Linked DNA regions of Homo sapiens: region 2 is linked to region 1. A link is a contact called in ENCODE Hi-C data. All regions are on one chromosome and are shown on one strand. The core of a region is the stretch at or near the end of the contact, and the rest is flanking DNA. Distances in the headings are between cores, read along the strand shown. Region 1 holds the start of GJB2 (gap junction protein beta 2). Region 2 has its middle 25 kb from the start of GJB6.

Evidence for each region. Hi-C counts contacts between places; a loop is a spot of excess contacts on that map. Pooled maps may share reads with other maps.
Region 2: a map of Caki2 shows a loop between it and region 1 (8-fold over the local background). The contact joins the enhancer-like site here to the promoter of GJB2 in region 1. A Hi-C loop is called at or near these places in 3 of 168 maps with a recorded cell type or tissue (Caki2, GM13976 and astrocyte of the cerebellum), 4 of 37 single-sample maps with no recorded cell type and 5 of 50 pooled maps.

The regions. Positions count from the first base shown.
Region 1 is chr13:20,190,131-20,197,712 of GRCh38, forward strand. It overlaps GJB2 (gap junction protein beta 2), which reads right to left and starts at 2,808. Exons shown (of 2, transcript NM_004004.6): 1 at 2,653-2,808.
Region 2 is chr13:20,253,481-20,261,062 of GRCh38, forward strand. No RefSeq gene overlaps it. Among named protein-coding and RNA genes, the nearest start is that of GJB6, 25 kb to the left of the region's middle. Within about 2 kb of position 4,976, at least 2 of the 41 ENCODE cell types and tissues checked have a DNase peak (open chromatin) inside an H3K27ac peak, as active enhancers do.

The sequences.
Region 1 (7,582 bases), core at 1,558-4,057:
TGTCTAGTCTCTCTGCTGAGCCACTTTCCTTAATGTCTTGAATGAATTTTCACAGACGTGGCATGTAGCAGTGAAACTGTTGTTACCAGTGGTTAAGTTTACATTTGAGGCACCCCGAGTTAAAATTTTACAAAGGACCTTGCTTCCTCCTACGTGAAAGGAAGAGGTTAGGAATGCCCTCTTCATGGAGAAAAGCCACTGTGAGCACAGACTTTCGTGTAGGCTTTGTGGATGGCTTGGTGGCCTCACTGTCAGGCTGGCACTGATGGCTCAGTTAGCATATCTGTTTTGATAAGTGCTGCAACAGTGCATTATAATTGTGGGCTGTGGTTTTAATTTCAAAGTGTTTCTTAAAAGACACATTATTTTAAAATGACAGAAAATTCAACTCCCTCGGTTACTGGCCCAGCTAAGCGACGTCACTGCATTGCAGTTCAGCGCTGAAGCTTGGGAGAGTCCCACACTCCTTACTGCAAGCGGATGTGGAGAGGCCAGTGGATAATCTCCTGTGAGCCCATGGCCTTCTTTTCATCCCAGGATGTGAATTGTCTTCACTGATTCATAGTTACACCCTGCCTGCCACAACCAACGCTCTCCTAAACAAGATTCCACCCTCTCCACAATCCGGATGAATCATCTCTTTTCCACCCTTCAGAGCTGGTAGTGAATCCTCCTTCTTCTTTTTCTTAAAAGCATCCTCCTCTCCTCATTTTAGGCAAGTTGCATCCCGTTTTCTGATGGACTCCAGAAGCAGGCTCGTAGTGAATGTCTTTCATGACCCACAGTCGCTGCCACGGGGCACCAAGGTCAGGCAGAAACCATCCAGTGCCACCTTGGTCAGAGGCTAACAGGAGAGAGGTGGCCACGAAAGTTACATCAGATTGACATAGGCCTGTGAAACATTTAGCTTCACTGAGCTTGGGAAAGACAACATCATTGGAAAAAACAATATTTTAGCCCAGGTTCAGCACTGACCCATTGATAATCCAGACTGGGAGGCCCTTAGGTGAGCTGGTTGTCCTGCTACAGCACCCACAGCTCAGGCCAGTCCCGTCCCAACAGCAGAACCACCGAGGACAGCAACATTCCGATTTTAACAAAAGCATCTTATGGAATTAGACATTCTTCATTGGCCCTCACTGAGTGGAAAACAGGATACTCCCCGAAGTAAACTCTCTCCTGGTTTACAACAATACACCTGGCCAAGAATATGGGGCTGCAGGAGGAGGGGTTTATCCTTTGCCCTCTTCCACCTGCCAAACCCAGGTCATACACCCTTCTACAGACCTGTCCAGTTACCATCAGCTGAGAAAAATACAGTTCCGAGAAACCCTATATTGTTATTTTATAAAGCTTGAGTTGAAGCTACCTGTTTTAAAGATCCTTTTTCAGGAAGAGGAGTAAATTAAGATTTACTCCCCAATGGGCTAGGGGGTCATGGGTTAAGAGGGGCTCAGAAGCAGGACGAAGTTGTTTTCAATATTCAAGTCAGAGGAGGAGCTGCCCTCCTGGCCTCCCGACCCTGGGCGGTTACATGCAGCTTCCTACCGGGCCCACGCCATCCTGCACCGCCTGGAGGGCTGCCAGAGGCCAGCGGAGGAGTTGGTTCAGTTCCTTAGGGAAGACACTAGGTGAATCACCAGGATCCAGAAAAGGCAAAAGGGACTCTTCACCCCTTAAATTTCTCCACCCTTAGGTGATGGGTGGTCGACCTTGCCTGGCTGTCCCCAGAGGGTTCCTCCACCCTTCTCACCAGTGTCTGAAATTGTGACCGACTGTGCACAGCAGTTTCGAAAGGGACTCTAAGGTCACATGGGGACACGGCCGTACCACGCTTCTCAAGGCAGTCCCAGGTGCATGGCCACGGAACCCAGCTCTCAGCAGCTGTTAGTTAGGTGAGCGCTGTTCGGGCTGCCTTCCTCCTCCAGTGGGGCAGGATCGAGGCACTGATGGAACCGTCCTGAGGACGCGGGTCTCAGCCGCACACCACCTCTTCGCGAACAAGGGTCCTAAAAATTTTCCTTCTAGGCGGGGAGCACAGCCCGGAAACAGACCCTCGTGAAGTGTTTAGGAAAAAGGGAAGCCACTGAAATCTTGGCCCCGGGGTAGGCCGGGATCGGCTGGCTCCGCGTTAGTTCTAGGCAAACTCCGCCCAAATCTCTGCCCGGGGATTTTTCTGCAGAAGCCGCTCCAAGAGGTAAAGGTCAGTTCCTGCAGCGAAGGCTTCCTGCTTCACCGGCGAAACGGAGCTTTGCTTCGAAGCTAAGCTTTCGGTGAATTTAAAACGTTTGGTGGCAGTGGGTCAAGTAGCCAGGCGGCTGCGCTAGAGTACCCCGAAGGGACATCGGCGACACCACAAACCTCGCGCTGGCGGCTCGCCCGCGCCTTTTTCCCCTCCCGCGCGCGCCCGGCCCCACTCGCACCCCGGGCGGTGCCATCGCGTCCACTTCCCCGGCCGCCCCATTCCAGCTCCGGAGCTCGGCCGCAGAAACGCCCGCTCCAGAAGGCGGCCCCCGCCCCCCGGCCCAAGGACGTGTGTTGGTCCAGCCCCCCGGTTCCCCGAGACCCACGCGGCCGGGCAACCGCTCTGGGTCTCGCGGTCCCTCCCCGCGCCAGGTTCCTGGCCGGGCAGTCCGGGGCCGGCGGGCTCACCTGCGTCGGGAGGAAGCGCGGCGGGGCCGGGGCGGGGGTCTCGGCGTTGGGGTCTCTGCGCTGGGGCTCCTGCGCTCCTAGGCGGGTCCTGGGCCGGGCGCCGCCGAGGGGCTCCGAGTCGGGGAGAGGAGCGCGCGGGCGCTGCGGGGCCGCAACACCTGTCTCCCGCCGTGGCGCCTTTTAACCGCACCCCACACCCCGCCTCTTCCCTCGGAGACTGGGAAAGTTACGGAGGGGGCGGCGCCGCGGGCGGAGCGCGCCCGGCCTCTGGGTCCTCAGAGCTTCCCGGGTCCGCGAACCCCCGACCGCCCCCGAAAGCCCCGAACCCCCCAAGTCCCCTTCGAGGTCCCGATCTCCTAGTTCCTTTGAGCCCCCATGAGTTCCCCAAGTGCCCCCAGCGCCCTGAGTCTCCCCCGGTTACCCCGAGCGCCGCCTCCCCCAGCCCCTTGGCGGCCCGGGTGAAGCGGGGGCGGCTGAGAGTCGGGACCCCCCAGGAAGCGGCGCCCCAGACCCCGGCTCCGGCGCTGTGCCGTGGGCGGGGTTCAGGGATGGCTGTGGTCGTTGTCCTCTGTACTCCGCATAGTGCGAGAGGACTTGGCATTTATGAGCGCTTCTTTAATTTTTTATTGTTAGAGAAACAGGCATTCCTCCAAGGACTGAAGATCTGTTCGAGTCGCGGAGGCTGCGCGGGCCCGCGAGGCTCTCGCAGGGGGACCTAGGCTGGGTGGCGGGGCAGTGCCCTCTGGAATGGGGGTTAACGGTGGCCGAGGAGGGGGCGCCGCTGGTGCCGGCGAAGTCCCCGCTTCTTTCTCCCCTCAAAATCTCACCAATCCGAACGAACGCCTTCTCGAATTTCCGATTTTATTCAATTACTTTCAACAATGTGCCAAGGACTAAGGTTGGGGGCGGTGGGAGAGACAAGCCTCGTTTTTGCCATGGCCGGCAGGGGGGTCCCGCCATCTGCGGAGGGTGCCCCCCGCGGCCCCCGGCCCAGCCAACTTCCTCCTCTTTTCGCAACTGGGGAACTGCAAGGAGGTGACTCCTTTCGGGGTGAGGAGGCCCAGACTTTTCAGAAAGGAAAGAGGGCAGGTAAAACCTGCCAAGCCCCTTCCTGCTCGATGCACACAGCACGAAAGGGGGAAACTGATAGGATTCTGCGGAAGACCGCTGGGGGGCTGGCTCTGCACTGCACACCTGCTGGGGGCTTTCTGGATACCGTGAAACTTTGTCTCAGATTATGAGGTCTCAGTATTTGCATTTGGTTGGGGATTTTGATGTCTTGCGATACAAATGACAGAAGACAGATTTGCACAGCGCAAGCGGATGAGGGACTAAGATGTGCAGAGCAGGCTGGGTGGGGACTCCCGGGGAGGTCTCCCCCAACCCCCGCCCCACCTCGGGCACCCACTTCGCGATTTTTGCAGAGGGGAGCCAGGTCAGAGGTGCAGCCTGGTCCCCTCGCGCTCACGTTTTTACCCAGGTCAGTTCGAAGTTAAGTGGAAATGATGATTAATCCTGACAAGTCAGATCTGGCCTCAGAATGGATTTCCCGTGATTGCCACCATTATTAGCATTGACTTTTCCTTGAAAAATTGGCGCCCCGTGGCCATGGGCCGACCTAGGCAGTTTCTGCAGGGACGAGCGTGAGTTTTGTACCGCGGTTACCACCTACTTTCCAGCTCCAGGTCTTAGTCTAAGAGGGAGTGTCTGCTCATGAAGAGGCAAAGCCCCAGGAGCTGCGAAAAGCCTTGCATGGCCCATCTGAGAGATGTGCTGAGTCGGCTTGTTAAAAATGACAGGCAAAGCCTGTGGGGTGGGGCAGCTTTCTTGGCCTGAGCGCATCTTGGTTGAGCCAGAGGTGACTTGGGGTGGGGAGTGGGGCGCCGGTTGGTGGGTTCTCCCTTTAATTTCTCAAAGGCTGTGGTGTTTATGAGTCTGTTGGAATCCTGGTTGGGTTGGAATGAAGGAAGGTTCTAGAACCATTGTGGGAAGCTCGCTAGTAAAGATGGTTTGGAGATCGGAAGTTGACTGACTTTCCCCCATTGAAAAATGTCACCTGAGATTTTAGTGCCTGTATCACGATTATAGGCTCAACTTTCTTTTCCTTGTTTTCTTTGATTTAGTTCTCCTTATGTGCAAAATTACTGTGTGATGTTGGCTAGTCGTATTATCACAGCCACTCCGTGTTTTCAGGATTTGTAGCTGGAAGTCCTATAGCACTTAAGTCTTCACTTACAGATCAGCGCTTGCTTTTATTCTGTTTTGTGTGATTTCTGCTGTTTTCCTGTGAGTTGGTGTTTTCTTCCCAAGTAGGCTCAGGACTCCTCTAGGGCAGGACATTATATGCATGTACATAGTGTCCTCCAGTGTAGGGGAGGAGAAGGAGGAGAGGTGAGGTGGGAAAAGGGTGAGGGAAGGCTTGGATATTTGAAGTTATTTACAAATGAGCTTAGACGTAAATCCAGTTAACAGATGACACCACAAATTAATGATTAAAGAAATCCTGAAATTATTTTGTAAATTACACACTTATATTGCTGCATTTTTTTTCTGTTGAAAGCATTACTTTTAACAGAAATGGAAACATTGGAAATAAACCATGTTTTTCTCACCTTTTATGTCTTCATCTCTTAATGTACCAGTCCCTAGAGAAGCTGAAGCCCAATCCTGTGTTCCTCCACCCCAGCCACCCAGCCCCATGGTGAGGACACAGGGAGCTTAGGATAGTACTGCTGCGTGCAGCATACACCTTTGTCTCATTGACGTGCAGAGACTGACCAGATAGAGAAGGTTTTTTGATGGAAAACTCACTGTGGTGTCTGCCTGGTTGATCTTGAATGATGGCAAGTGGGCACTTTTCAGGTAACTATTGATGATTAACTGACAAAGATCTGTGAAGGCTACACTTTGTCACTTCAGAGTGCCAGAGATACCCATCAGTAATATTTTTACATATATGCTTAGTACCATGCAGGTAAATCCCAGGTGATTGTCATCGAGCTGAACTTTTACTCAGATGTTTAAAGTGATGCACTTGTAAGGTTATAAGGTGAAAATGCTAATGTTTAAAGCTATTTGGCATTTTAATTTGACAGTTGTTTTATAAATGAACCAAAAAGAAAGAAGTTGCTGTTTTGCAATAAATCAGTGTGACACAAATCATATTTCTTAATATTTCAAGTGACTGCTTGCCAACTGCCTGATGGAATGGCACCGTGAATTCCCGCCGGGAAGAATGCTCTAAATATACATTAAACATGTCTTGGTTGAATTTCCGACTCACGAATCACACGTAGGTGATGGCAGAAAATGATGCAAGACGCGAAGAGACTGTCCTACCACTTGGCAGTTTTAGGGCAAGTTGGATTCATTGAGTGTCTTTTCAAGAGCCATTAGTTAATGGACCACATTCCCTTTTCTTGCCTTGCTGTTGAAATATTAATAATAATAATAACTGGCAAAAAAAGAGAAACTTTAGCTCTCCTCAAAATAGCAGTTGGAAACTGACAAGCTCCTGGCATCTCTGGTTAATTAATAATAACTTACATATGATACTGTAATTTTAATGCAGGAGTGGCTCCACTGTGCTCCTTTGTGGGTAATTATTACAGGGAACACTATTTCACTACAATTTCTCTCTGTGTAATTGAACCACACCCTGACTTATGTTTTCTGAAAATTGTTAAAGTCAAATCTTTTGGGGAAAATCTGTTGTTCCATTCAAAGAGTTAAAAAAAAATTCCAGCCTTCAATAATTTAATTGTTCTTTGCTTCCAAATTAAAGACATCTCATAAAATTCTAATTGCCAAGTTGTGACTGAAATTATTATATAGGCTTTTAAATTTTCCTCATTCTATTCTTATTTTCACACATACAATCTTTTGGGGGAAATTCAAACTGCTAGATGTGTCTCCGTTTCAAGGCAATGGTAGAATTAGTTGATCTCCTTGGTTTTGCTGAATGGACACGTGCTCTTACTCACAAATATATCCATGCAGTTCTTTTATGATTATCTAGGCAGACTGTGGATAAATTACAAAGACATTTCCAATTGTATTTGTGTCAAAAAGCACATTTTGGTCAGAAATGAATCCAGAGCTATAACTCCTTAAATAGGTAAATTTTTTTTACTTCTATTGAATATAAAAAGTAAATTCTGTAAATTATGGTGGCTTGCCAACATGGAAATTCTGGATCATTCACAAGGAAGCCAAAAAGAGCTCTACATTCTAGCTCTGGCTACAAAAATATTGTGCTATCTATCATCTTGAAGGGCTTCTGGAACAAGTTAGAATAGAGTCAACACTCATGAACTGCTGTAGCAAAAAAAACTATAGATGTAGGATTGACAAGGGCAATAGAGCGATGACTCCCTGGCTGTGTTGTATTTGATGGACGGCAGTAGCTTTTCACAAAATGCTCATTTGGATGTTTCAAATTAAAACGTTTCACTTTCTAGAACCAATTACGTGGTCAGTTTAGCTCCTGAGGTCCCAGTCAGAGGGGTATTCTGTAGCTTGCAAAGCCTCTCTTTGGGGACTGGACATGGAGTCTGTGGTCTTAGAATTCAGAACCGGGAGAATGTGTTAGCCACTCATCTAAGCTATTCCTTAAACGCTTTCAGAGCCATCTCCACTGTGGGGAAAGAAGTTCTTTGTGTTCTCTGACTTAGTCTCATTCTAAAAAAAAAAAAAAAAAAAAAAAAAAAGCAATTGCAATACCCAGAGCGCACAGTAGATGGCACTGAGACTTGTCGGAAAGCTGGACGCACTCAAGAGGTGGCAGAAAAATCTATAGGTAAGCTTTTCTTCTAGTCTGGTGTTGCTGCTCCTGACCTTATTAATGGGCTGAGAAATAGATTTCTTTCCTTTCCTTTTCTTTTTTATATGAAATTAAATGAAGTATAAAAGAATATGAGAATGTGTTGCT
Region 2 (7,582 bases), core at 3,726-6,225, 66 kb after region 1:
ACCCAAACCTCTCCCACCAGGCCCCACCTCCAACACTGGGGATTACCATTCAACATGCGATTTAGAAGGGACAACATCCAAATGATATTGCCCATCATTCTGTTCTCACACGCTGGCTTGAAATGGGTCTGCAGGTCTGGACATCGTGGTCTCACTGCTGGTGCCAGTGAGAGTCAGTAAGAGTCAGCACTGGCCTGATGGACGTGTGCAGGGGACAGATGTAGATGTGACAGCCACAAGTTGCGTGGTTGACACTTAGATGGAGAGGCAGTGAGCCCCCAGGACTCAGACCTTTAAGCAGGTGGAGGTGTCTGTGGACGATCTTTCTCTGTGTTTTCAGACCTCTGGGGAAACATGCTGTGCATTGGCCCTCTGGAGGGAAGAATCCTGTTGGGGAGGAAGGGGTGGGACAGAAGAGGGGGGTAACAGACCCATGATAATAATACATCGCAGAGAATGATAAATGTCAACAGGGAGATGCAAAAGAAAAAATACTGCAGGGCTTCAAAAGAAGAGTATATGATAAACACACTATGACAAGCAGGCTTAGAGGCAGAATAGAATAGGCAGAAGTGAGAAGTGAAGACTGCTTTGAAACTAACCAATTATAGGGCTATTTTGTGGACACAGAGGATAGTCTGATGGGCCCCCCAGAGTTAAGAGGTTCTTTCCTCATGCCACCTTGGTTTTATCAATTTAGTTTCTTCTTCAGTCCTTAGTGATGTAAACACACAAACGACTGTGTTGTGGTTTGGAGCTCTTTATGGCCAATTGAGCTTGTTTGTTCTGGGGCTGGTCTCTTATGACTTCAGTGTGATTCAGATCTTCAAGCTTTTTGAGGTGAGAGCAGCTAGTTGCACTGGAGTAGCTTCTTATGTAACTATAAATTATAACAGTTGGAGATAAGATCCTACGGGCCCCAGTCGATATGGAGATGGTCTGCCCCCGCCACTGGACACAATGCTTGGGGGTATGTGTTAAAGCTTAAACACAGGTTCCACCTTCAAGAACATTACATTTTAATTTGGGACACCAGGAATATTAAAATATTCAATGCACACATCAGCAGAAGTCATTAGATGGAATGCAATGGCATGATGCTATCTGAGGATATGGGGTAAACAGTAGTTATGGCTTCCTGAAGGAGAAGAAATGTAAAATAAAGCAAAAATGTGATGCAACAAATTGAAGGTAAGAGAGGGATTTTACGTGGGATGAAGGGAAGGACACAGTGATGGCCACAAGTCTGGCTGCCATTGTGCAAAAGCCCCTATGAGATATCCTACCCCTATGAGCTTAGCCCCTTTTCTCCAGTTTTTCACAAAATCAGGTTATCTTTCTTGTTGGTCAAGCTCTTAACAATATTATTTCATTTCACCATCACAGCCAAGAGTCCCCCAAAGGGGGCAAGGGCCACCTACTCCCTTCTATTTCTGCTCTTTGCAACCATCCCAGCAGAATTGAAGTGAGCTGCTGAGGTGGTGCCCTAGACCCAGTTCTCCCAGGTATGATGTTAGTCTCCATTTGATTGATCTATAGATGTTATGTCCTGTGTTTAATAGTGACTGTTAGAAATATGGTCTAGACTCCATTAGCTGCAATCAATGCCTACTTACAACTCATAGACACATTTCAGCTGTATATTCAGCCATGACTTTTACATTCATTTGTGTGCAGATAATGTTCTGTCAGACGTATCTTCTCCATTTGATTTTCAGCTTCACAACAATCCTTGAAATACAAGTGTTGTGATCCCTGTTCTACAGTTGAGGTGACCAAAGTACATTCGTTAGGTGACATGCCCAAGATGCAGAACTAGCACACACGGAGCTGGGTAGGACTGGAGCCCCATCTTCCCCTTACTTGAGTCATCATGCAAGCAATTCTTGATCTGGAATCCATGGTCTGGCAGTGAAGGCTCAAGGATGGACTTCTTACTCATGAGCTCCATGAAATTGTTTATAAAAGTCTATGTCAGGTCGGGCATGGTGGCTCACGCCTGTAATCCCATCACTTTGGGAGGCCAAGGTGGGTGGATCACCTGAGGTCAGGAGTTCAATACCAGCCTGGTCAACATGGTGAAACCCCCATCTCTACTAAAAATACAAAAATTAGCCAGGCATGATGGCGCACGCCTGTAGTCCCAGCTACCCGTGAGGCTGAGGCAGGAGAATTGCTTGAACCTGGGAGGCAGAGGTTGCAGTGAGCCAAGATCACGCCACTGTACTCCAGCCTGGGTGACAGAGCAAGATTCCACCTCAAAAAAAAAAAAAAAATACAGTCTGTGTCTCTATGCTCATATGCATTTTTCTTTTCTGTTTTCTTTCTTTCTTTTTTTTTTCTCAAGATGGATTCTCACTCTGTTGCCCAGGTTGGAGTGCAGTGGCACAATCTTGGCTCACTGAAACCTCCTTCTCCTGGGTTCAAGTGATTCTCCTGCCTCAGCCTCCTGAGTAGGTGGGATTACAGGTGCCTGTCACCACGCCTGGCTAATTTTTGTATTTTTAAAAATTATTATTTTTTTCGAGATGGGATCTCATTCTGTCGCCCAGGCTGGAGTATGGTGGCCCGATCTCAGCTCACTGAAACCTCCACCTCTTGGGTTCAAGCGATTCCCCTGCCTCAGCCTCTGGAGTAGCTGGGACTACAGGGGCCCACCACCACACCCGGCTAATTTTTGTATTTTTGGTAGAGATGGGGTTTCACCATGTTGGCCAGGCTGTTCTCAAACTCTTGACCTCAGGTGATCTGCCCGTCTAGGCCTCTCAAAGTGCTGGGATTACAGGCATGAGCCACTGTGCCCAGACCTCATATCCATTTTTTTAAGTGATCATGTCTGTAGCATTAATTAGATTCACCAAGGGATCCACAGCTCTGGAGAGATGAAGCAGTGTATGGTGACACTCACCAAATCTCACTTCTACTTGAGGCTACCCGGTTGTTCTTAATGAACTCTCTAGAGAAGATCAACTCTTCCTGATATAAATGTCTGGCCTTTTTACCACATCTGAAATGCAGTGTCAGGTTCCACTTACCATTTGTGACTAATTCTGTCCCCAAAATTCACATCTATGATGCTGATTACAAAGTGTTTCTAATCTTGGATCTTTTTGGTCTCTTATCTGTGATGTAGTGTGGACCCAGGTATGGATGGAGGGAGCAAAATTTTAAGAATAAGGATCGTCATCAAAAAAGACTATCTCCTGGGGAATTTCTATACCTGGAAATAGTAACTCCTCTGTTTAGACAGCTGGCACTTTTTTATACATCCTAAAATGTACAAAGCAGTGAGAGGGCAGCCTGCCTCCAAACTCAGTCTCCTTAGGGTGTTTCTTATTAGCAGCCATCCTTCCCTCTTGTTACTCACCTTGTTCTGCTCACTGTGAACCAGCTCCATCTTGCTCCTGTCTGGGCAACTAGAGCTTGACCAGCATCCTGACATTCTATCACACACATATAATTTCCTTAGCATCTCATCAGCAGGACTGTGCATGGCAGATGGTGTCAGGAGCTGACCGCTCAAGATGGGTGGAGAACACAAGGTGGGTGGCCAAGTGCAGAAGAACAGCAGGTACTTGGGAAGTCTGAGGATGACAGAACCAAGCAGCAGACCCATTCTAAGCCAGGTTGTAATACAGGCGGAGTGTGATGGCGGCTCTGGGGAGAGCAAGGAGAAATGGCATCTGGCATGAGAAGTCTTTGGCTTCTTTGGAGTTAACAGGCTTAGTTCAAATCTCCAGGACTATTCTCCATTCTCTTCTATAGTAAGCTGAGTAACTATTTCAGTGAATGCCCATATGAGCAAAGCATAATATTAATAAAAAATAGACGATAGCAAAAATCTTAGTTTGCATTTGTAAGGAGTCAAATGTTTGTGGAGCTTGGGATGAGGACTGGGAAAAGTGACTTAAGTTGGTAGATCTGAGCAATCCCAGTGCCCAGTGGGTACTTTCCTTCCTTCTTTTCTTTCCTTCCTTCTTCCGACCAGTAAAACAACAATACTGATTGGTTCATCCACATACACCAAAGGAGTCGTTATACAATAGAATGATGATTGTCCTATTCAGAACCTCCCATGAAAAAGGTACAGAGTTTGTCTGCAATGGAGATTGTTTTAGAACTTTTATTTTAGAGTCATTGTTTAAGTTATCTGCTGCTGTATAACAAGTATTTCAAAACTTATTGGTTTAAAAAGCCATAATTTATTATTTCTCGTGATTCTGTGGGTTTGTGGGGCTCAGCTGGGTGGTTTCTGCTGCTCTTACATGAGGTGTCTTGTTCAACTCAGCTGGAAGCTGGACTGGGCTGGACTTCAGGGTGCCTTCTCTTCGTTCTGGGTCAACTCTTCATGGCCTCCCAGCACTTGGTGGTTTAGCCTGAGTTTCTTACATGGCAGCTGGATCCCAAGGCAGAGGTTCAGAGCTGCCTCTGTGGTGGCTTTGCTGCAGTCCATTGACACAAGCGGGTCATGAGGATAGCAGGCATTCAAGCAGTGGGGCCATGCCTCTATTTTTAGTTGCCCTCTTTAGGCGCACATAACATCACAGTTATCTATTTTCAGAACACATGCTAATGTGTGTTTAGAGTGTTTAGAGCATGTTCACACAATTATTTAATGTGATCTGCAGAGCACTTATAACCCTTACACCTAAGAAAGGCACATCTCAGAGCAGGAAAGTGATTCACCCTAGGTCCTATCCATAGTAAGAAATGGAGCCAGAACTTATAGGGTCTCCTGACTCCTGGCTCCATGGGCTACAGAAGCTGCTCTTGAAGGAAGCTTCTCCCAGTGGGAGTGGATTTGATCCTTGGAAACACCTGAACATCATTCTGCATTAGGTTTGGTTAACAAAATAAAGTGATTGGCTGAGCTGGGTAAACAGTGGTTTTGGTCAAACATGGAATGAGACCGTGCCACGTATTTCCGGTGTGGCTCTTCAATGACTCCTGAGCGTGTGTGGAATATGAGCGTGGTCTCCCAGGATACTTCAAAGGTGTACGAGTCCCTTTGTCAGTGCCACGCGTCCCTGCTCATGGGTATAACATGCCTGGGGATTTGCACAGGCAGCTTTCAGGGTTGTCAAGGAGCCAGGTGACCCAGAACAGGAGGCTGGGCTGGCGGATCTCTGAACGTCATTTCTAGCTCTGCGTCAGTGAACTCCGTGCCGCTGTATTGGTTTGCAGTTATTTTGCTTTCTTTTCAAACTCTACTTCAGAAAAATGCTGGGAAAGAGGGAAGCTTTGAAATGAACACCTTTTATCTGTTTTCATTTTTCTTCCTAAACAAATCCCTTCGGTTTTTGTTTCATTTCCCTCTTGGCCCCAGTGCCTGGCTCTCCTAAATTGCTCTCTGTAATCTCTACAACAGAACAGCAGCGTTCCCTTATATGTTGTCTATTTATTAATGATTTCCATTTCTCTTGCTTCCATGGGGTTGCAATGTTATTTTAACCTTATGTTGCTCATTATTTTCCTTCTTTTTATTTCATGCAAATAGTTTTGCAGTTTTTCTTATAATAACGATTTTTTTTTTTGAGAGAGGAGAGAGAGAGAGAGAGAGTCTCACTCTGTTGCCCAGGCTGGAGTGCAGTGGCTTGAGTGATCACGGTTCACTGTAACCTTGACCTCCTGGACTCAAGCCATCCTCCCACCTCCGCATCCTAAGTAGCTGGGACTACAGGCACACACCACCGTGTAGAGGTGGGGGTCTCACTACATTACCCAGGCTGCTCTCAAATTCCTGGGCTCAAGCAATTCTCCCACCTTGGCATCCCAAAGTGCTGAGATTACAGGTGTGAGCCACCATGCCTAGCCTATAATGATTCTTTCACGTGGCTGATTTCAGCCTCTCACTTTCATAAGATCAGTTATTATTTTATTTTATCTTATTTTTATTTTTGATTCTTCAACTCCACATCCAGGGTTAGCACCACTCTACAGTTTATAATCTGTCTTTATTGTCTCATCCAATGTCCCTTAGATCTTATTTATTTACGAATTATGTGCTTCCTTGAATTCCCATATTAGTTTCACTGTTCAATGTCTGACAGCATTGCTGATTCCAGAAGTGGTTGATATTAAATTGTCATGGATTGTGTGCAAGTGTGTATATTTATGCAAATGATTCTTTTTTTATTAATATATAATAGATGTAAATATTTTGGGGGTACATGTTAATACACTCATTTAATTTGTAAAGATCAAATTGGGGTAATTAGGATATCCATCACCTTAAATATTCATCTTCTCTTCATGCTAGAAACATTTGAATTATTCTCTTCTAACTATTTTTGAAATATACAATAAATGATTGTAAACTATAGTCACCCTACTGATTTATCAAACACTATGTCTTATTTCTTCTAGCAAACTGTATATTTGTACTCATTAATCAACCTGTCTTCGTGCTCCCCACTCCTGCTCTTCCTAGCCTCTGGTAATCAGCAATTTACTCTCTATTTTCATGGGATCCCACATCTGAGTAAGAACATACAATATTTGTCTTTCTGTGCTTGGCTTATTTCATTTAACATGATGACTTCCAGTTCCCTCTATGTTGCTGCAAATGACAGGACTTTCTTCTTTTTTATGGCTGAGTAATATGCCATTATGTATACACCACATTTTCCTTAACCATTTATTAATGGGCACTTAGGTTGATTCCATATTTTGGCTGTTGTGAATAGTGCTGCAGTAAACATGAAAATGCAGACGTCTCTTCAATATATTGATTTCCTTTCTTTTGGATAAATGTCCAGTAGTGAGATTTCTGGATCATATTGCAGTTCTATTTTTAGTTTTGTTAGGAACCACCATATTGTTCACCATAGTGGTTGTACTAATTTACATTCCCACCAACAGTATATGAGGGCTCTGCTTTCTCCAAATACTTGCCAACCTTCGTTATTGCCTGTCTTTTTTTTTTTTTTTTTTTGAGATGGAGTCTTGCTCTGTCATCATGCTGGAGTGCAGTGGCAGGATCTCGGCTCACTGCAAGCTCCGCCTCCTGGGTTCACTCCATTCTCCTGCCTCAGCCTCCCGAGTAGCTGGGACTACAGGCACGTGCCACCATGCCTGGCTAATTTTTTGTACTTTTAGTAGAGACGGGGTTTCACCGTGTTAGCCAGGATGGTCTCCATCTCCTGACCTCGTGATCTGCCCGCCTTGGCCTCCCAAAGTGCTGGGATTACAGGCGTGAGCCACCGCGCCCGGCCTATTCCCTGTGTTTTTTATAAAAGTCATTATAACTGGGGTGAGATGAAATCTCACTGCAGTTTTGATTTGCATTTCTCTGATGATTAGTGACATTGAGCACTTTTTCATATACCTGTAGGCCATTTGTATGTCTTCTTTTGAAAAATGTCTATTCAGATCTTTTGCTCATTTTTTAATCTGATTAAGATCAGCTTTTTTAAAATGTTTGCTTGAAGCCCCAAATTGTTCTATGCATTTTTCAAGGCATAGAATTTATTATATGATTAGACAGTTTGTTGTTTGTTACTTCTTGTGGAAAAATTTTTAATAAGTGTGCTGACAGCCATTCATTTACCCACTCAACAAAGGTTTGTCAGGTTTCTACTAT